2 separate regions of the Homo sapiens genome follow, and region 2 is linked to region 1. A link is an interaction called in ENCODE POLR2A ChIA-PET data of the cell type or tissue named here. Cell type or tissue: PC-9. All regions are shown on one strand. Links, peaks and the distances in the headings refer to the core of each region. The heading gives the core; the rest is flanking DNA.

Evidence for each region. Peaks named below come from ENCODE experiments on the same cell type or tissue, not always from the same donor. Only the 100,000 strongest peaks of a DNase experiment are listed, where the experiment ranks them.
Region 2: POLR2A ChIA-PET joins it to region 1 with 15 read pairs; 3 of 35 experiments call an interaction of 5 or more read pairs at or near these places.

Annotation. Positions count from the first base shown.
Region 1 is chr14:103,250,715-103,261,565 of GRCh38, reverse strand. No RefSeq gene overlaps it. Among named protein-coding and RNA genes, the nearest start is that of LINC00605, 67 kb to the right of the region's middle. In PC-9, for the core only: no CTCF peak of the experiment used is centred there; a DNase peak (open chromatin) is centred at 5,805; H3K27ac peaks cover 946 bases.
Region 2 is chr14:103,138,790-103,149,640 of GRCh38, reverse strand. It overlaps the pseudogene NDUFB4P11 and the pseudogene RPL21P12. Among named protein-coding and RNA genes, the nearest start is that of TNFAIP2, 21 kb to the right of the region's middle. RefSeq lists enhancers at 9,195-9,244, 9,275-9,324. In PC-9, for the core only: no CTCF peak of the experiment used is centred there; DNase peaks (open chromatin) are centred at 5,360, 5,840 and 6,604; H3K4me3 peaks cover 308 bases; H3K27ac peaks cover 2,465 bases.

The sequences.
Region 1 (10,851 bases), core at 4,840-7,339:
AAAAGAATTACTTGAACCCGGGAGGCGGAGTTTGCAGTTAGCCGAGATCGCGCCACTGCACTCCAGTCTGAGACAGAGCAAGACTTCATCTCAAGGAAAAAAAAAAAAAAAGCTAGAAGAGAAGATATGAAATGTTCCCAACACATAGAAATGGCAAATATTTGAGGTGATGAATATTCTAATACCCTGATTTGATCATTATAAATTGTATGCATGTATTACAATATCCCATGTCCCCCATAAATATGTACAATTATTGTGTACCAACAAAATAAATATGAATTCTAGAAAAAAAACTGTAGTTACTAAAAAATACTGCTGGACATTGTTCTGTGTGGGAGACGCGAGAGGGGAGAAGAAAGGGCACAATACACAATACTATTAAGGGTAAACACCTTTATTCCAAGTATATGGCAATACAGACATAATAAGCAAATCGCAGTGGGAAAGGGAGAAGAAGAGCTATGTCTATATATATTTACACCCACCAGACTATGGAGGAAGCATTACTAGCTTTGAGCTTGATCAGTCAAGACATAGGCCTGGCATTGGGCCAGGGCCAGTCTGGAAGTCAAATTAGCATTTTCCTTTTCCAGCTTACATTTCTTTTGTAGCAACCGGTCCCTATCTTGACACATTAACTTATAAGCAGTAAGCAAGCAGCATCCATGCCAGGAAATTCCCTCGGCATCCCCTTATCAAACTAGAATTTCCTGCAGCACCTCACACACAGCCAACAGTTCAAAATGCACTAACTTAGATTCCCAATTTTCACAAAAGCCAGTTCCCCTGGACTATTCAGTCGCCGAGGGGGAGAACTGGGGAAGTTCCCATCCCGGGATGTGGGAAGTCCCCGAGCCTCCAGCCCAGTCCCTGCGACTGGAAAGTGGCATACTTTCGTTTTCGAATCCTGTTCCTGATACCAAAAGTTTCTGTGTGGGAAATGCCCGGGGGGTGAAGAAAAGGCACACACGATACTTTTAAGGGCAAACAGCCTTCATCCCAAGTATATGGCAACACAAATATAATAAGCAAATCACAGTGGGAAAGGGACAAGAAAAGATATATCTGTATATATTTACACCCACTGGACTATGGAGGAAGCATCACCAGACAGGGAAGCAGCAGCCTGGGCTCCAGAGTCGGCCGCCCGTCCGCGCACAGACGAGGAGAGTTCTTGCGGAGCTTCGGCGGGGTCTGGGACCCTCACCCTTTTGTAGTATTCCTTTTTTGGCCTGAGCCCCAGGCACGAGGGCCCTTCATGACTGGACTCAGGGAATACAGGAAGGTTAGCCTATTCTGTAGATTCTGTTGTTTGTTTGCCTTAAGGTAGAAAATGTACCTTACCAGAACAATCAGTATAGGTTATTAGCTCCCAGGCAGATGCCCAGAGGCTATTTACTGGCACATAACCATTCCTTGTGTTCAAGTTCAATGGAGTTCAAATTTAATATTTAACTTTTCCTCCACATGGCTCACACCTATAATCCCAGCACTTTGGGAGGCCAAGGCGGGTGGATCACTTGAGGTCAAGTGTTTGAGACCAGTCTGGCCAATGCGGCGAGACCCCTGTCTCCACTAAAAACACAAAAATTAGCTGGGCATGGTGGCGCGCACCTGTAGTTCCAGCTACTTGGGAAACTGAGGCAGGGGAATCACTTGAATCTGGGAGGCAGAGGTTGCAGTAGCTGAGATCGTGCCACCGCACTCCAGCCTGGGTGACAGAGCAAGACTCCATCTCAAAAAAAAAAGTGACAAACATTTGAGACGATGAATATCCTAATACCCTGATCTGATCATTACAGATTGTATGCATGTATTACAATATCCCACGTACCCCATAAATATGTACAATTATTGTGTACCAATAAAAATAAATAAATATGAGTTATAGAAACAAAAAACCCTATAATTACTACAAACCCTTCTGGATGTGTAGAATATCATTGTGGACACAGTGAGAGACACATGAACTGCAAGAAAGGTGTGAGGTGAGACCCAGGACATGGAATAGAAGTACGGGGGCACAGAGTCTGTCCCCTGCTCTGCCGCCCGGTGGGCATGTTTCTGTGGTCTGGAGCCCCTCTTTGTCCTGGCTTCTGTCTTTGGTGCTTGGCTACCTTTGTGCCCCACCTTGTCCTTGCACATCATGGTAGCAATATTTTGAGGGGTGCAATGCAGGCGCCCGCCCCAGAGGCTGTGCACGTGCTTCTGGGCGAACTCCCTTTGTGCGCCCAGTACAGCGTGGAGGGGATTTCCCGTAGACACCCCACTCCAGGACCCAAGGGTTGTGTTGTTTTCCCTCCCCCAGAGCCCATGGGAATCAATGTTCTCATTCACCCCCTAAACTCTCCTGGGTCCTCCTGCTTGGCTGACCCCACAGAGTCCTGCTTCCCTTCCATTGGGTCTGGTGATTATCTTGCCAGCATTCCAGTTTTTTAAAAAGACACTTTTTTTTTTTTTGAGACAAAATCTCTCTTTGTTGCCCAGGCTGGAGTACAGTGGTGTGACCATGGCTCACTGTAGCCTTGACCTGCTGAGCTCAAGCCATCTTCCTGCCTCAGCCTCTCCAGTAGCTGAGGCTACAGGTGTGCACTACCACACCCGGCTAATTAAAAACTTTTTTTTTTTTAGAGACAGGGTCTGGCTATGTTGCCCAGGCTGATCTCGAGCTCCTGGGCTCAAGCGACCCACCTGCCTCAGCCTCCCAAAGTGCCAGGATTACAGATGGGAGACACCATGCCTGGCCAAAACCACAGCATTAAAACACTGAGTCCACCATATGATCTGGTTTCAGTGGGAGTATTGGTCTGACTACATGGACCCTCCCCTCCACTTTTCTCCCACTCCTGTGTCTGCGGCCCAACCCCACTTCGCTGGCTTATTCTCCTAAGAGGCTGAAATCCAGAGTGGAAAGGAGCTGGGCCCAGGAAATTAACTCGGAGCATTTTTTTAATGCTGCGCCCAAACGCTCCCGTGTGACTGGTTATTGGAACCTGCACAGATGTGTCCAGGGGAGGGCCCTTCCCGCTGCCAGGGGGATGCCGCCACATGCGAGTAAAGACAAGGGTCCCACCCCTTCCTGCACCCAGGAGGCCTTCCAGGGTCAACCCAGTGCCGAGGCTGGGGGTGCAGTAGAGACCAGGAGCCACAGGGAGATATGACCGTGGGTGGGACCCAGCCTGGGATCCCTGGATTCCGGCCCTGAGCTGGGGCGGGCAGGGTGGGGAGAGGGCACAGTGTGAGGACCCCGCCCACCCCATCTGGGTCCTGGAGGGAGTCTGTGCCAGGAGCCCAGGGACAGAGAAGGCTCCACCCCAGGGAAGGAGGACCCACGGCTCCCTCAGCACCCAGGACCTTGGGCATGTGCTGGAAAATGGGGCCAGGGTCACTTTTAAATATTTTGACTGATTTCTCCAATTATTCTATTGGAGTTAGTAAATACTGAGATTTGTTATTATCTAACCCATTTTTAAACTTTTATTTTGAAAAATTATAGACTCACAGGAAGTTGCAAATAATAGAGTCCTATATTCTCCCCAGATCCTCTAATGGTGACATCCTATGAAGGATCCAAAGGTGTCCTTTTAAGCAACACCCGTACTTGGTGCTATTTCATTTGTATAAAGTGTACAATTCACTGGTTTTAGTATATTCATAGAGTCGGCTGTCATTTTTATACCTTTTTTTATAATTTTTTTTTGAGGCAGGATCTCACTCTGTTACTCAGGCTGGAGTGCATTTATGCAGTCATGGCTCACTGCAGCCTTGACCTTCTGGGCTCACGTGATCCTCCCACCTTACCCTCCTGAGTAACTGGGACAGCTGTTGTATGCCACCACACTTGGCTAACTTCTAACAAAATTTTTTGTGGAGATGAGATTCCACTATTTGCCCAGGCTGGTCTTGAACTCCTGGGCTCAGGTGATCCTCCCATCCTGGCCTCCCACAGTGCTGGGATTACAGACATGAGTCACTCGCCTGGCCCATTTTTAAACAAAATTATAATGGAGAATGAGCTGAGCCTGTAATTGCCCAATGGAATTTTGCCAGCTGCACAGGACAGCCAATTTATGAAGACAGTAGTAGTGCAGTAGAGAAAGAGTTTAATCAGTGCAAGGCTAGCCATGTGGTATACCAGAGCTTATTATGCAAATCAGCCTCTCTGAAAGCTGGGAGCCTAGGGTTTTTCAAGGATAGTTTGGTGGGCATGGGGCTAGGGAATGGGGATAACAATTGGTTGGATCAGAGATAAAAATCATGCGACTGAAGCTGTCTTCTTGCAGTGAGTCAGTTCTTGGGTAGGATCACAAGACCAGATGAGCCAGCTTCTTGGTATGGGCTACTGATCCAGGTGGCTCTAACTGATCCATCAGAATACAGGGTCTGAAAAATACATCAGACACGAATCTTAGTTTTTCAATTATGTTATCTATAGGAGCAACTGGGGAGGTTACAAGTCTTGTGATCTCTGGCTACCTGACTCCTGAGCCATAATTCTAATCTTGGGGTCTTTCGTTAGTTTTACAAAGACAGTTTTGGTTCCTGAATGAAGAGGAGATAGTTTTGGAAGGGCTATTATCATCCTTGCTTCAGTGTTAAACTATAAACTAAATTCCTCCCGAAGTTAGCTTGGCTTTTGCCCAGAAATGAACAAGGACAACTTGGAGGTTAGAGGCAAGTGTGGAGGAAAAGTTAAACATTAAATTTGAACTCAATTGAACATGGACACAAACAATGGCCACCAAGTCCCCAAACGGGTTGTGTGAGCCCCTTGAGGCGTTTATCCAGCGCTGTTTTGGAGAAATCTCTAATTCAATCTATTCCTATACATTAGTTATTGAAAAACAATAGAAAATTGCAAAAGCAAGTTGGCCCTTTTGTGTTCCTTGAGCCCAGTCACAAAGGCCCCTCGTGACTGGGCCTCACGCCAAACAGCTCGTTACAAAAAGAGCTAGGACCCCAGACCACATCGAAGCTTCATGAGACCTCTCCTTGTCTGTGCACAGACGGGTGGCCAACTCTGGAGCCCAGGCTGTTGCTTCCCGGTCTGGCAGTGAATCCTCCATAGCCTGGTGAGTGTAAATATATATATCTATCTTGGCTGGGCACAGTGGCTCACGCCTGTAACCCCAGCACTTTGGGAGGCGGATTGCCTGAGGTCAGGAGTTCGAGACCAGCCTGGCTAACATGGGGAAACCCTGTCTCTACTAAAAATACAAAAATTAGCTGGGTGTGGTGGCGCACGCCTGTAGTCCCAGTTATTCAGGAGGCTGAGGCAGGAGAATAGCTTGAACTCGGGAGATTGAGGTTGCAGTGAGCTGAGATCACACCACTGCACTACAGCCTAGGTGACAGAGTAAGACTCCATCTCCGAAAAAAAAAAAAAATATATATATACACACACATATGGATATATATTTTGCCTTCTCCCTTTCCCACTGCAATTTGCTTATTATATGAATTTGCTTATTATATTATTTGCTTATTATATAATTTGCTTATTATATCTGCATTGCCACGTAAGATGAAGGTTGTTTACACTTAAAGGTATTGTGTGTGTGTCTTTTCTTCTCCCCTCGCACTTTTCCTGCACAGAACAGCAAGATGGAGTTAGCTATGTCAGATTTCCCTTTCTGTCAGAATTTTGCAAAGGTAGTTTCAAGCCTTCAGCCAGTGGGTAGTATCCATTAGTACACACTGGAGTTTCGATCTATTTCCTGGAATGGTGTCTCACCTCTGCTGCCCCATGGCAGGGTTTCTCACTTCTGCTGCCCCATGGCAAGGCTGCCTGATCACTGCAGATCATGCTGACATAGGTGGACAGAACAGGTCCCTCCTGCTGGAGCACTTTGTGCTGTGATTTGCATAGACTGTGTTCTGAGAGTTACTTTTGCTATTTGAAAGATATTGGCCGGGCACAGTGGCTCATGCCTGTAATCCCAGCACTTTGGGAGGTCGAGGCAGGCTGATCACGAGGTCAGGAGCTTGAGACCAGCCTGGCCAATATGCTGAAACCCTGTCTCTACTAAGAATACAAAAAAATGGCCAGGCACGGTGACTCACGCCTGTAATCCCAGCACTTTGGGAGGCAGAGGCGGGTGGATCACGAGGTCAGGAGATCGAGACCATCCTGGCTAACACGGTGAAACCCCGTCTCTACTAAAAATACAAAAAATTAGCCAGGCGTGGTGGCAGGCACCTGTAGTCCCAGCTACTCGGGAGGCTGAGGCAAGAGAATGGCGTGAACCCGGGAGGCAGAGCTTGCAGTGAGCCGAGATCGCACCACTGCACTCCAGCCTGGGCAACAGAGCAAGACTCTGTTTCAAAAAAAAAAAAAAAGTACAAAAAATTAGCGGGGTGTGGTGGCACGCACCTGTAGTCCCAGCTACTTGGGAGGCTGAGGCAGGATAATTGCTTGAACCCAGGAGGTGGAGGTTGCAGTCACCTGAGATTGCGCCACTGCACTCCAGCCGGGGCCACAGAGCAAGATTCTGTCTCGGGAAAAAAAACAAAAAAAAAGAAAGAAAGAAAGACTAGCTATTTGGCACAGAATTCCATCAGATTTGCATGTTTTATCTCATTTATAGCATTGCATACAGCAATAACATTTTAATTTCCATGTAGTTTTAAATATACTTATAACCTATTTATCAAAGCTTTTAAAAAAGAAAGTGTTTCCTGAGTAACTTAATTGCATATAGAAACAGAGGGAGCCCAGCTCAGTCAGTCTGCAGTGTAATGGACAGTTAATTAACATATGTCTTTGAAAACTGAGTGAAAATAAAGAGTTTGAAACTTTCTGAGACTTATTAGATTCCTCTCCTTAGGCAGGTCTTGGATGTCGAATGCTATCCCCAGCAGCCTCAAATCTACAAAGCAGTGATACAATCACGCACCCGCCACCAGCTGAGCAACTGAGAATACCAAGTGTTCACCAGGATACCCAGCACCCAGAGGCATCTCACTTTGCTGGTGGGAGTGCACTTTTTTTCTTTTTTTTTTTTTTGAGACAGAGTCTCGTTCTGTCGCCAGGCGGGAGTGCAGTGGCGCACGATCTTGGCTCACTGCACCGTCCGCCTCCTGGGTTCTGGTGATTCTCCTGCCTCAGCCTCCCGAGTAGCTGGGACTACAGGTGCCCGCCACCACGCCCGGCTAATTTTTTTGTATTTTTAGTAGACACAGGGTTTCACCATGTTAGCCAGGATGGTCTTGATCTCCTGACCTCGTGATCCACCCGCCTCTGCCTCCCAAAGTGCTGGGATTACAGGCGTGAGCCACCGCACCCGGCCGGGAGTGCACTTTGTACAAACACCTGGAGAAACTGTTTGGCAGTGTGTTCTAAAGCTGAACCTACCCAAACCCTATGACCTGGCAACTTCCAGCAAGTGAGTGAATAAGTTTAATTGTGAGTGAATAAGCCAGACACAAAGAGTACATGGGTGTGCATCCTTGTCAACTGATAAAGAAAAGTGGCTCAGAACAGCCTGAGGAATGGGGGGGGGTCTGCAAAATGTATCAGGTCCAGAGGGACAGGAGCATGGGACCTCAGTCACACCCCCGCAGCCATGCCCAGGGGTAACTGTTTAAGGGCTTTGTTTTTTTCTTTCCTTCCCTGTAGTTTCCAGGCTAGCTAATAAATTACCTAAAATATTACCACAAGTTGCACAATGTGAGCCTCACCCATTATCTTCATGCTCCTGGAATTTGTGATACAAAGAACGATGTCTAATAAATCAATAGGTTATTTTAATGAAACAATAAAAATTTTTGGTAAACAACTTAGGAACTGCCCCATTTTTCCTTTAAATACTGACTTGTGGCTGAGTTTGGCGGCTCGCACACGTAATCCCGGTGCTTTGTGAGGCCAAGGATTGGGAGGAGGGCTTGAGCCCAGGAGTTCCAGGCTGCAGTTAGCTGTGATCATACCACTGCCCTCTAGCCTGTGTAACAGAGTGAGACCCTATCTCTATTAAAAAAAAAAAAAAGCCAGGCATAGTGGCATGCACCTACAGTCCTAGCTACTCAAAGACTAGGACTAGAGGCAGAGGTGGGAGGATCACTTGAGCCCAGGAGTTCCAGGCTGCAGTGAGCTATGATCTCACCATAGGATCTCACCATGGGATTACCATGGGATACCTTTTCTTTCTTTCTTTCTTTTCTTTCTTTCTTTCTTTCTTTCTTTCTTTCTTTCTTTCTTTCTTTCTTTCTTTCTTTTCTTTCTTTCTTTCTCTCTTTCTCTCTTTCTCTCTCTCTCTCTCTTTCCCTCTTTCTCTCTCTCTTTCTTTCTTTTTTTTTTTTTACAAAGTTTCATTCTGTCGCCCAGGCTGGAGTGCAGTGGCGCGATCTTGCCTCACTGCAACCTCCGCCCCCCAGGTTCAGGTGATTCTCTTGCCTCAGCCGCCCGAGTAGCTGGGATTATAGGTGCCCGCCACCATGCCTGGCTAATTTTTGTATTTTTAGTAGAGACGGGATTTCACCATGTTGGCCAGGCTGGTCTTGAACTCCTGACCTCAGGTGATCCTCCTGCCTTGGCCTCCCAAAGTGCTGGGATTACAGGCATGAGCCACCGTGCCTGGGGCCTCAGTTTCTTAATTTTGGTTGGCATTTCTGGTGTTGTCTGGAGGATTCAGCTCTATTCCTCCCTTGCAGCCAACTGGCATTCCCTCTCACACTCAGCAATCCGAACCAGTATAAACACTCTGTGTTCCTCTGACTCCAGAGGTTTCCTTGCGTGCAAAGGTTGAGTCCTGAATTCAGACCTCCCTTCCTTTTGGTTGAGGTCTAGATCTTTTTCTAATTTTTAATTTTTATTTTTTGTGGACATATAGGTGTATATATTTATGCAGAACATAAGATGTTTTGACACAGACATGCAACATGTAATAATCTTATCATGGAAAATGGGGTATCCAGTCCCACAAGCATTTATACTTTATGTTACAAACAATTCAATTATACTCTTTTTGTTATTTTAAAATGTAAAATTAAATTATTATTGACTATAGTCCCCCTTTTGTGCTATCAAATACTAGGTCTTATTCATTCTTTCTAACTATTTGTTTTGTATCCATGAACCCACCTCCCCTTCACCCTCCCACTACCCTTCTTAGCCTCTGGTAATCATCCTTCTACTCTCTGTCTCCACGAGTTCAATTGTTTTGACTTTTAGATCCCACAAATAAATGAGAACACGCGATGTTTGTCTTTCTGAGACTGGGTTATTTCATTTATCATAATGACTTCTAGTCCATCCATGTTTTTGAAAATGACAGGATCTCATTCTTTTTTATGGCTGAATAGTACTCCATTGTGTAAGTACCTCTGTTGATGGACATGTAGGTTGCTTCCAAATTTTGGCTGTTGTGAAGAAGTTGAAACTTTATTTGGGCTGTTTTCCAAATCCTTTCTTTCCTGCAAGAGTGAGGGCTTCTGTCTCTGTCTCTGGACAGGAGATTTAGGCAAAAGCTCTGCAGAGAATGTCTGTCTTCTCCTCAGCCTCATGGCAGCGTTTTGGGTTACAGTGTTGGAGTCTAGTGTAACTGCCCAATGGGTTCCTCTTGCCCACTGTTCAGAGGAAGCCAATTTATCAAGACAGGGAATTGCAACAGAGAAAGAAAGAGTTTAAGGCCGGGCACAGTGGCTCATGCCTGTAATCCCAGCACTTTGGGAGGCTGAGGGGGGCAGATCACCTGAGGTCGGGAGTTTGAGACCAGCCTGACCAACATGGAGAAACCCCATCTCTACTAAAAATACAAAATTAGCCAGGCATGGTGGCGCATGCTTGTAATCCCAGCTACTCGGGAGGCTGAGGCAGGAAAATCACTTGAACCCAGGAGACAGAGGTTGTCATGAGCCGAGATCACGCCATTGCACTCCAGCCTGGGCAACAAGAGTGAAACTCTATCTCATAAATAAATAAATAAATAAATAAATAAAAACAGTTTAATACATGTTGTCATCGGCTAAACAGGAAACTAAAGTTTTATTGCTACTCAAATCAGCCTCCCTGAAAATTCAAAGTTTAGGATTTTTTTAAAGATAGTTTGGTGGGCAGGAGGATGGGAAGTGGGAGTGCTGACTGCTTGGGTCGGGGATGAAACCGCCGGGAGTCGAAGCTGTCCTCTTGGGCTGAGTTGGTTCTTGAGTGGGGATCATAAGACGAGATGAGCCAGTTCACCAGTCAGTGTAGCCTCAGCTGACCCATCAGAATGCAGGGTCTGAAAAACACCTCAAACACCAACCTTAGGTTTCATAATAGTAACGTTACCTATGGGGGCAACTGGGGAGGTGAGGAATCTTGTGGCCTCTGGCCGCGTGACTCCTGAGCCAAAATTTCTCATCTGTGGCTCATTTGTTAGTTCTACAAAGGCTGTCTGATCCCCAGGCAAGGAGAGGGTTTGTTTTGGGGAGAGGCTGTTATCTTTGCTTCAACATTAAGCTATAAATCCCTCCCTTCCTCCTTTGGCCTACACTCAGGAATGAACAAGGGCAGCTTGGAGGTGAAAGGTAAGATGGAGCTGGTTAGGTCAGATCTCTTTCACCATCATAATTTCCTCATTGTTATCTTTTTTGCAAAGGTGGTTTCACTAGCACTGGTGATTTCACTTTTTTTGACCTAAAGTTACATAGCATGATTTTAAAATTGTAGCTGTTTCCTATTGCTGGTAATTTGGACTCGTCTTTTCAATTGTGACCAATTCCTGCTAGTTTCAAACCAAAGGGTGCATGAGGGTGAGTTCTCTCACCTGGAAGTTAAGAGACACTTGCTCCCTCCAAACCCAGCTGGGTGCTGCAGGGGACTAGAGATTTTATGGGGGTGTTGGGATGTTTGTCCATGATGTGTAGCAG
Region 2 (10,851 bases), core at 4,613-7,112, 110 kb after region 1:
TACTGGTGCAAATCCACCTGGCCCCTGGCACTTGGTATGCAGCTATTGGCCTAGCTAATGTCTTATTTTCCATACTAATTTGCAAAAACAATTTGCTTTTACCTGTCAGGGCCAACAGTACACCTTCGTGTCTTAACTACATGAATCCTGGCTTCTGCTATAATATAGTCCACAGGTATCTTTGTTATCTTTTTTTTTTTACAGTCCAGAGGTCTTTTATTTTATTAACACCTATTATGCCATGAATTCACAGGGAATAGGTTCCAGCAGCTCGGGCTCCTTCCTGTTGGTTCTCACAAAGTGTGCATCTTTGGGTGGAGCAGCCTGGAGCTTAGTTGAACCCAGGTACCTTTCTCTTTTTTTTGTTTTTTTTTTTTTTTTTTTTTTGAGATGGAGTTTCACTCTTGTTGCCCAGGCTGGAGTGCAATGGCGTGATCTCAGCTCACTGCAACCTCCGCCTCCCAGGTTCAAGTGATTCTCCTGCCTCAGCCTCCCAAGTAGATGGGATTACAGGTGCGTGCCATCATGCCTGGCTAATTTTTTGTATTTTTAGTAGAGACGAGTTTTCACCATGTTGGTCAGGCTGGTCTCGAACTCCTGACCTCAGATGATCCACCCGCCTCAGCCTCCCAAAGTGCTGGGATTACAGGCGTGAGCCACAGTGCCCGGCCCAGGTACCTTTCTCTGTGGCCTCTTTCTTTTTCTGATCATTTTCCTTCACGCGTCTCAGGAAGCTGTCTCGGCTCTTAGAGTGCTTCATGTGCTCAATACGCACATTAGTTCTCTTGGCAGGAATCTTGCCCTTAGCTTGTTTGTCTACAGCAATGCCAACAGCATGCTGGGGAACATCGTAGACTCTTCCAGCTTTGCCATGGTGACACTTGTGCGGCTTCCTTTTTGAACAGTTCCCATTCCCTTGATGTCTACAGTATCACCTTTCTTATACATTCGCATGTACGTGGCCAAAGGAAAAATTCCATGTTTTCCACAAGGCCTGGAGAACATACATCGGGTGCCTCTCCTCTTTCCCTTTGTGTTCGTCATTTTGGCGAATTACTGGAAAACGGCGGTTCCGGCTGAAAGGGCTTTGTTATCTTTTATTTTTGTATTTAAGTAAGCTTTATTGTTTGTATCTTATACTTCAAAAAAAGCTCAGATAAATATTTAATTTGTATGAGTCACCTGGGGATTGTACAATTGCAGACTCTGATCTAGTAGGTCTGAGGAAGGCATTCTTTTTACTGATTGATTGATTGATTGATTGATTGATTGAGACAGGGTCTCACTCTGCCACCCAGGCTGGAGTGCAGTGGCACCATCTCAGCTCACTGCAGCCTCCACTTCCCAGGCTCAAGTGATCCTCCCATTTCAGCCTCCCAAGTAGCTGGGACTACAGGTACACACCACCATGCTGGCTAATTTTTTGTAGAGATGAGATCTCACTGTGTTTCCCAGGCTGGTCTCGAACTCCTGGACTTAACCAACCTGCCTGCCTTGGTCTAACAAGGTGCTGAGATTACAGGTGTGAGCCACTGCACCCAGCTGAGGCAGGCATTCTGACTTTCTAAAACCTTTCCCGGCAGTACCCATGCTGCTAGTATCTTAACCATTCTTACAGTATCAAGATCCTAACACACTGCTTTCTAAAATGTAGTCAAACAACATGAAAATCCTTTATTTTAATCCATGCTTCAGTTCCTTTTTTCCTTTATACTTTGTATTTATTTATTAAATTGTGGTGAAACATACATAACATAAAACTCACGATTTTCACCATTTTTAGGTCTACACTTCAGTGGCATTCAGCACACTCACATTGTCGTGCAACCATCATCACCATCCATCTTCAGAATTCCTTTCACCTTGCAAAACTGGAGCTCTGCACCCATCATACAATAAATCCCCATTGTCCCCAACCCTTGGCAACCCCCATTCTACTTTCCATCTCTATGAATTGATCTTTATTTATTTATTTAGAGACGGAGTCTCATTCTATCACCCAGGCTGGAGTGCAGTGGCGGGATCTTGGCTCACTACAGCCTCCGCCTCCTGGGTTCAAGCGATTCTCCTGTCTCAGCCTCCCAAGTAGCTGGGATTACAGGCGTGGGCCACCATACCTGGCTAATTTTTGTATTTTAGTAGAGACAGGGTTTCACCATGTTGGCCAGGCTGTTCTCGAACTCCTGATCTCAAGTGATCTGCCCGCCTTGGCCTCCCAAAGTGCTGGGATTACAGGCGTGAGCCACTGCGCCTGGCCAAATTGATCTTTATTATTTAACATTCCACACACCACTACACTGGCCCCCTGCATTGGTGATATAAAGCTGATTGGATCTGATAAGAAATAGCACATCCTCTAGAAGCTTTAATAAAACATATGTCAGCTAGAAGATGGGGGATAAATCCCCCCAAATTTGAGACCTGTGATTTCTAAGCTTCTTGGGGGTTATTTGGGCTGGAGAATTTTGAAATATTCACTCTAAGGTGAAGGCAAGTTGCTACACCTCCCACTACCTACTATGAAGAAAGAGGCAAATGCTTGGAAGGGCTTTTGGGGGTCTCACTATGTTGCCCAGGTTGATCTCAAACTTCTGGCCTCAACCAATCCTTGTGCCTAAGCCTCCCAAAGTGTTGGGATTACAGGTGTCAGCCACCAGGCTGGCCCAACACATTTTAGTGTGTTACCATGACCCATCTCCCGAGTGCCCCATAAGGCAGCCAGTTTCCATAAGAGGCTGAGCAAGAGGAGGTTCTGCAGGCCTGGGCTGCTCTATGCGTACAAGCCTCTGTGCCGCCCAGCCCTGTGAGCCACTGCTGCTCAACATATCCATGACAAGCGCCAATGGGAAAATTGCAGTCCGGACCTCTAGAATTGTGGAGCAATTCTGTGCTCTCTTCTGTAGATAACTAGTTTCCTTCTGAGAAACTGCTTCTCGCTTTCTACTGGGATTCGAGTCTGAACGCCCACCCCTGTGTCATTAGGTGATCATTCAGCCTAGTTCCCATTAGGGGCCGGGCATGGTTGGACCCACCCAGCCACCAGGCGTGGGATCTGCAGCGGTGGCCTCTCAGTCCATGTACGCAGTAGAGGCAAGCTGGGGTGGGTCCAGACGGCATGGGAACTTCACAGGGAAGGCAGGTGGCCCAGACTCCCTCAGCACCTACCCCTGCTGCCCTGTCTCCCTTCCCCATCCATGCCTCCAGCCTCCCCGGGTACTCCTCACACCCAGTTGGCTGAGGAAGAAACTCGAGCCTGGTGACAGAGGGCTCGGCATGCTATGCCAGTTCCCACAAAAGTAGACATGAGTACTACAGCTCCACCGGCCGAGCCCCGGTAGCGAAGGAACCCTCCCTAGGCGCACAGTTTGAGCCATTCACTCGGCTGTCCACTACATGCAGACAGAGAGATGCCCAGAGGTACAAATCCGTGCCCACTTAGAAACAGCTGCTAACAGTTTGGTTGGATGTTCGGGGACCTGGAAGAAAAGGATTGGAAGTTTGGTAACAAGGATGTCTGAGGAAGAAGTATGCGGTCAGCCTCTCGAGATGGACACAGACTACAGGAACATTTGCGCATCATATAAATGCTCAGCAAAGGGTGTCCCCTTCAGAAGAGGCTGAATCAGGTAAAAGAAGGAAGTTCTGTGAAGTCATCAGCCAGACCCTGTGTGTTTCCTAGGAATGCTGCAACAAAGTGCCGCAAGCTGCGGGTGCTTAGGCCCTAAAAACGTGCCATCTCCCAGTTCTGGAAGTTAGAAGTCTGGGGTCAAGGTGTCAGCAGAATTGCCTCCTTCTGAGGAAGTGAGGGAGACTCCATCCCAGCCCGTCTCCCAGCTGTGGGAGTTTTCTGTCAATCTCTGGCCTTTCTTGGCTTGTAGAAGTGTTACTGGAAAGGGGCCCCAATGCAGACCCCAAGAGAGCGTTCTCAGATCTCACACGAGACAGAATTAGAGGCAATTCCACAGTGCAAAGTGAAAGCAAGTTTGTTTTATTCTATGTATTTTATCTTTTGAGATGGGGTCTCACTCTGTCACCCAGGCTGGAGTGCAGTGGCGTGATCTTGGCTCAATGCAACCTCCACCTCCCAGGCTCAGGTGATCCTCCCACCTCCGCTGAAACTACAGGTGCACACCACCATGCTTGGCTAATTTTTTAAATTTTTCACAGAGACAGGGTTTCACCATGTTGCCCAGGCTGGTCTCAAACTCCTGGACTCACGCGATCTGCCCGCCTCGACCTTCCAAAGTGCTGGGACTACAGGTGTGAGCCACCACACCTAGCTGCAGGTTTATTAAGAGAGTAAAGGAATGAAAGAATAGCTACTCCTGGATGGGCATGGTGGCTCATGCCTGTAATCCCAGCATGTTGGGAGGCTAAGGCAGGAGGACTGCTTGAGCCCAGGAGTTTGAGACTACCCTGGACAACATAGTAAGACCCTGTCTCTATAAAATATATATATATATTTTGGCCAGGCCCAGTGGCTCACGCCTGTTTTATATTTATATATATATATATAAAACATAAAATATAAAATATATATTTTATATTTATATATATAAAACATAAAATATAAAATATATATATTTTATATTTATATATATAAAACATAAAATATAAAATATATATTATATATATATATATTTTTGACAAGGACCAGTGGCTCACGCCTGTAATCCCAACACTTTGGGAAACCAAGGCAGACAGATCACCTGAGGTCAGGAGTTCAAGACCAGCCTGGTCAACATGGTGAAACCCCATCTCTACTAAAAATACAAAAATTAGCCGGGTGTGGTGGTGTGTGCCTGTAATCCCAGCTACTCGGGAGGCGGAGGCACAAGAATTGCTTGAACCTGGGAGGCAAAGGTTGCAGTGAGTCAGGATTGTGCCACTGCACTCAAGCCTGAGCAACAGAGTGAGACTCTGTCTTAAAATATATATATATATAATTTGTATCCTGTAAATATATATATACAAATATGTGGCTGACTGCCACGGTTACTACTTGAGATCATCCCCACAACAATTACTACTTTTACTACTTGAGACCGTCATTACAAGACTGAACGAAGAGACAAACGTAGAAATGAAAACTGAAGACAAAAGAAACTGTTTGAAAGGAACTGTCCAGGGAAGGATGAAGAGAGCTCCCTGCTTCTAGTGGACAAAGGCAGCCCCTGAGCTTCCATAGCCCTTCATATTTATTGGGTAGCAAGAGCAGGGAGGAGGAGGTAATGACTGGTCGGCTGCTAATTGATAACAGGTTCATGTTATTACTAACAGGCTTCAGATGTACCTAATCTCAAGAAACACTGCGTTTGGGGAGTGACTGCCCTCAGCATCCCTTCTGGGTGGCAGACACAGTTTGTCAGTTTGCCAACATTCCGCATTTATGAGAAACAGTTTGCTGTTTACTCATAGAGCCTCCAGTGGTATACTGAACTGATCACCACCCTCATTCTTTCGGCCTGTAACACAAATATATATACAAAAGATACATACATATATATATTATCCTGTAAAATAGAGCCCCCAAAATATATACATATATTTTTTAAGAAAAAAAAAAAAAAGAATGACTATAGACAGAGAAGGGCATTCCTTAAAGTAAAAGGAGGACCAAGCCCAGCCTAAGTACAATGCCTGTTTAAGATACGAAAATCATAGGAGATGTGCTTTACTACAAGGGTTTGTGATAGAGGATTAATCTTTGTAATTACCATCTTTCACAAGAATCGATATTATCTTTAAAACAAAACGTCTTAAACTAGGAATGCTTGCGTTCTCAAGATATTGGGACATCAGGACATTCCAGGTCTGTTAGTAAACATTATTAATCTGCTCCCTCAACCGTAAACTCTTGCGACTAACAATGCCTAAGTTCCTGGGAATGTAGCCCAGCAGGCCCCAGCCTCATTTTTCCCAGCCCCTATTCAAGATGGAGTCACTCTGGTTCGAATGCCTCTGACAGGAGCAGCACCCTGATCTGTCTCCATCCTCACACTGCATTCTCCCTGTGTCTGTCTCCAAATTTCCCCTTTTTAGGACACCAGTCGTATTGGATTAGAGCCACCCAATGACCTCATTCTAACTTGATTACCTCTGTGAACACTCTAGCTCCAAGTAGGGCCACATTGGGAGTTACGATTTTAAGATGAATTTGGGGGGACACAATTCCCTAGCCACACCAGCGCTTTTTCAATGAACCCACAAACAATGTATTTATGGTGACCAAGATGGAGGCTACGCATGGGCCCAGCAACACGGGCTCATCTCTCCAGGCTGGTCTGACTAATCTCACTGCTGGCAGCCCCCTCTCACAACCCCAGAGAGCAGCACTGAGTGCCTGATGGCACCTTCCCCCACAGAGAGCAGCCAGCATCTGGTAGCAGGTGGGTCCTGGTCTCTTCCATCATGGAGGGGACACAGACTCACCTTCCTGGAAGGGACACACTTTGCCTCCCTTACCCAGAGTGTTTCTGCAGCACTGCTGCTTGTAGCCTCACGTGATGCCTTTCACCATCATGGCTTCCATGCAGGGCTGCTTCTGACCAAGGAACCCATTTCACCACCAAGGAAATGCCACAGTGGCTCGTGGCCGTGGAATTCACTGATCTTACTGCTTATTCTATCACCCAGAAGGAGCTAGCCTCAGCAAAAGACTGAGTGGCAATACCCAGGAAAGATGGACTCTATTTTACAGGATTCCATATACGCTTTGAATCAGGGGCCACCACATGGTTCTACTTCCCTTATAGCCAAAATGCATGGCTCCAGAAACCAAGCTGTCACAGGTAGTGACTAACTAGGACCAGTGGCGCATGCAATAAAGGAATTTACCAAGAGAGTTGTAGGTAAAGACAGGCAGGCTTATTAGAGAACACAGGAAAATACATTGCAAGAAAGCAATGGGCAGATCAGCAAAAGGGGAGCTGACTACAAGGAGACAAAGACTTGTGGGGGATTTTATAGGATGGTGCTTGTGCTGGAGAGGGCCACGCGCAGTGCTGATAATGCCCAGGTTGCAGCGAGCTAACTGACACTTGTCTATCGGCTGAGGATCTGGCGATAAGATGGGCACAGGAAGATTGTGAGTTATTTGCTTAGGAGGGCTCTGTGTGTCCTGGGCCATGTAGAAAGGCAGGCTTATAGCTTATCTGTTTTTTGTTTGTTTGTTTTGCTTTCCCTGCTCCCCCCAGCCTGACTCCTCTTCCCCGATTAGAACTCCATGCAACCAGTTGATATGAGGGGGATCCACTTACTATTACCCCCAATAACAACCAGCTGGCAGGATTTTTGCTTCCTGTCGCAGCAACTTTGAGCTCTGCTAATGTGAAGGTCTTAGTCCCGGAGAGGAACATCCTTCAACCAGGAGACACAGCAATGGTTTCATTAAATTGAAAGATGATGCCGCCACCTGGCCATCTGGGGCTCATTCTGTCATGACACCAAAAGACCTAAAAAATGATTGCTCTCTTGACTGCAGTGATAGGTTCTGATTCTCCTGGGAGACCAGGCAGCTGCTACTATGTCTGGAAATCAGGGCATTCATTCTCTGCGGCACTTCTGACTATTTCCATGGCCAATAGAAAAGGTTCATGGAAAACTACCCCAGCCATAGAAAGGCAGGAAAATTGAGGACTCAGAACCTTCTGAAATGAAAGTTTTAGTTGTTTCATCAAGTAAAGATCACCAACTAGCTGAGGTCCCGGCTGAGGGAGGGGAAAATCCAGGATGAGTGATGGGAGAAGGAACCATGGACTTCAAGCCTCGGCTCCCAACTGTCACGGAAGCAAGGAGTGTAGTAGTTTTGCTTAGTTTCCTTTGCTTGTTTTCACGTGTTTGTTTCCACATGCCAACCATTTTCCTGTTTTCTCTCGCTGGCATCTGTATTGTACACACAATTTTTTGGAGGTTAGTGTTACCATTCAGTCTTCAGGTAACAAGATATTCAGTGGACTGTGGTTGAATTTGTGGTGTAATTAACAGAGCCAACAGTGGCTACAGTAACCATTGGCACCTTGTCCTCACTGTCTCCTCATTTTGGAGACAGCGTGAGTGCATCTTCACTTGTGGGAAGGATACATGTATTGCATTTACTGGAATTTTTAGAAAAGGTTAAACGTGTGTAAAAGGGTGCATATGGAAAGCAACTGCCTGCTATCCATCTACTGCCTCTGACCCAAGCCCATCTTTCACTGCCCTACTTGGGGATTCTGGAACTTTTCCCTCTCTCCTGCTGGCACGGTGCTGTGCACTGTCAGTAGAGGGCGCTGGAGAGACAAACAAGGAGGGAGGGGGGTTTCTTTTCACTTGTTTATTGGCTGCTCACCTGCACAGCCTCCCAGGACGGCTTCCCCCGCCTTGCATAAGTAGCTTTGCAGCAAGTTCTGAGGCACAGCACCTGGCTGTGCATGGCTTACCTGGCATCTCAGGAGGCTGCGGGGTCTCACTGCAGGGATGGTGGGGGCATGCATGGGGGGCATGCATGGGGGGCTGAGGGGCTGCAAGGCAGCACAGGGTCAGAGGATGGGAGTTCTGGGGGCGACCAGGGACTGCTGGGTATAGCAGCAGTCAGTATGGGTATCGCCCATCGGTATGACTTCTCCCTGGCAAGCCCCTCCCACGGCTCAGCTATCATCCTCCATAGTGATCGCCTGACAAAACCAGAGTCTTGGTTAAACTCAGCCCTGTGATTACAGTCTGCACCTCAGCGCTGAACTTGGCTTCACGCCAAGTCACAGGTTGCTGATGAACCCACTTCAAAGAGGCGCTGGACATGGCTGGTTGAGCCTACCCCTGAGACACTAAAGTATTTTCCTCCTCTCTCCTCCCATCTCCAGCAACACCACTTTCATTTTCTCAGTTAAATGTTCAGTTATAAAATGCTAATAATATAACACATTCACATGCCTCATAATGAAAATTTACAAGCTATACGGCCAAATACCTCCTTCCTAACTTCTGTCCCCATCCAACCCTGTTCACCTCTCTCTCTCTCTCTCTCTCTCTCTCTCAGACACACACACACACACCACAAACTCTGCTCTGCACTGTGCTTTTTTCCACTTAACGTTATGTGTCCTGAATGTCAACATGAGAACAGAGAGAACTTCCTCATTCTTTTTCACCGCCACATAGTACTCCATTGTTTGGGTGCACTGCAGTGATTTCCCTGGTGTCTGCCGATGGGCATTTAGGGAGTTTCCAGTATGTTGCTACTGTAACTGAAGTGACTAGTCTGGCACTCAAGTTGCTTTGCATAGCTGGTAGAGCATGGATAAGGTACATTCCTGGAAGGAGAATGGCTGCCTCACAGGTTCCTGCATTTGTCAGCCTGACCCGGAAGCCCAAATCACCCTCCACAGGGGCTGTGCAAAATGATGCCCCCAAAGCAGTGAGCGAGAGAGAGGGCCTGGCGGCCGGCAGCCTCGCACACAAAGTGTTGTCACTCACCGGGGTATTGGTCACTCTAATGAACCACATGCCCATTCTGCAGACATCTCAAACTTTAAAAAAAAAAAAGATTAATAGAAGATTTATTTAGCAAAAATACATATAGCCATTATTGCAAGACTTAAATGAGATGTTAAATGTTCAACCCAATTTTCTTTCCTGGATAAGTTTTTCTTTCATATCCCTGTCAGTTTTGAAAACATAATACCAGAAGAAGGGGGGCCCAATTCCACAGAGAGCTCCCAAGAGTGAGTTTCTGGGAGTGAGTCTGAAGTTGAGATAAACCTTTGCTGATCTTGCTTACGTTCAATGCATCTGGGCAGCGTCTTTGATGAGCCCTGGCGGTTAGGCTGGTGGCACTGAAGCAGGCCTCCAGGGTCTCCTGTTTAAGCAGGATTTTAAGGCCAACCCTGCGGCTTGCGCCTGCTGGGTTTCTGGAGATGTGTCATATTCGGCTGGGTTGAGGGTCCAGGGCAGAGTGGCCAGGCATGAGAGAAAATACTTTGGGTCAACACCTGTGAAAAGAAGGAAAAAATAAAAATAAAAAAAACACCAGAAGAATACTTTGGGAACAACATCGTGGTGACACAGGGCACAACTGCGAGTGCGGAGGGACCTCTCCCCCTGAACTTGACCAAGCGCTTCCTCAGCCCTTTCTCCCCTCCCAGGCCCTCCCTGTCCCTGGAAGCAGCCTGGTTCCCTCCCGGTCTCTTAGAAGCCCCTGGGCTGCTCTTTCCCTCAGCCCACCGAGAGCTCGCTCCATCTCACTGCACGAGGGGGCCCTCGCTGCCGCCCTCATCTCTCCCCTGGGGACCCCAGCGCCCCCGAAGGGCAGAGGGGTCTTTCCAAGCCATAAATCCCATGAGTTGAAACTCGCGTCTCCAGCCCCTTCCAGCCCCGCTCCCCAGCTGGAAGGAGCCCACTTACCGGCCCCCTCCTTCCTCCTGCGGAGTCTCCTGTCCAGGATCCCTTTTCCCCAGTCCTGCCGTCTTTCTTTGCCTGAAACCTGGAATTCCTCCCCGTTCCCGCCCGCCGGCCTCCGCAACCTCCTCCCTCCCCCGCAGCGCCCAGCCCGGGTCTGCTCCAGGCACCTCCTCAAGACCGGGCCTCCAGCGACTGTCCCTTTGAGCCGCCCTTTCACCCGCAGGCACCCCCGGCCCGTCCCCGCGCCTGCACTCAAGCTGCTTGTTTGCTTGCTCCTGGCTCCTGCAGGGAGCGTCAGCCCCCGGGCTGCTTCCCACTGCTGGAGGCCGGGGGCGCCCGGTGTTCCGCGGGGGCTGCGGCCTCCCCGCTCCACCCCTGCTCACAGGAGCCTGGGCAGCCCGGGGCCCGTCCTTGCACAAAGGCACCAGGCCTGGCCCAGGCCCCGCTCCGCCCGCCCTGTCCCCGCGCTGGGGG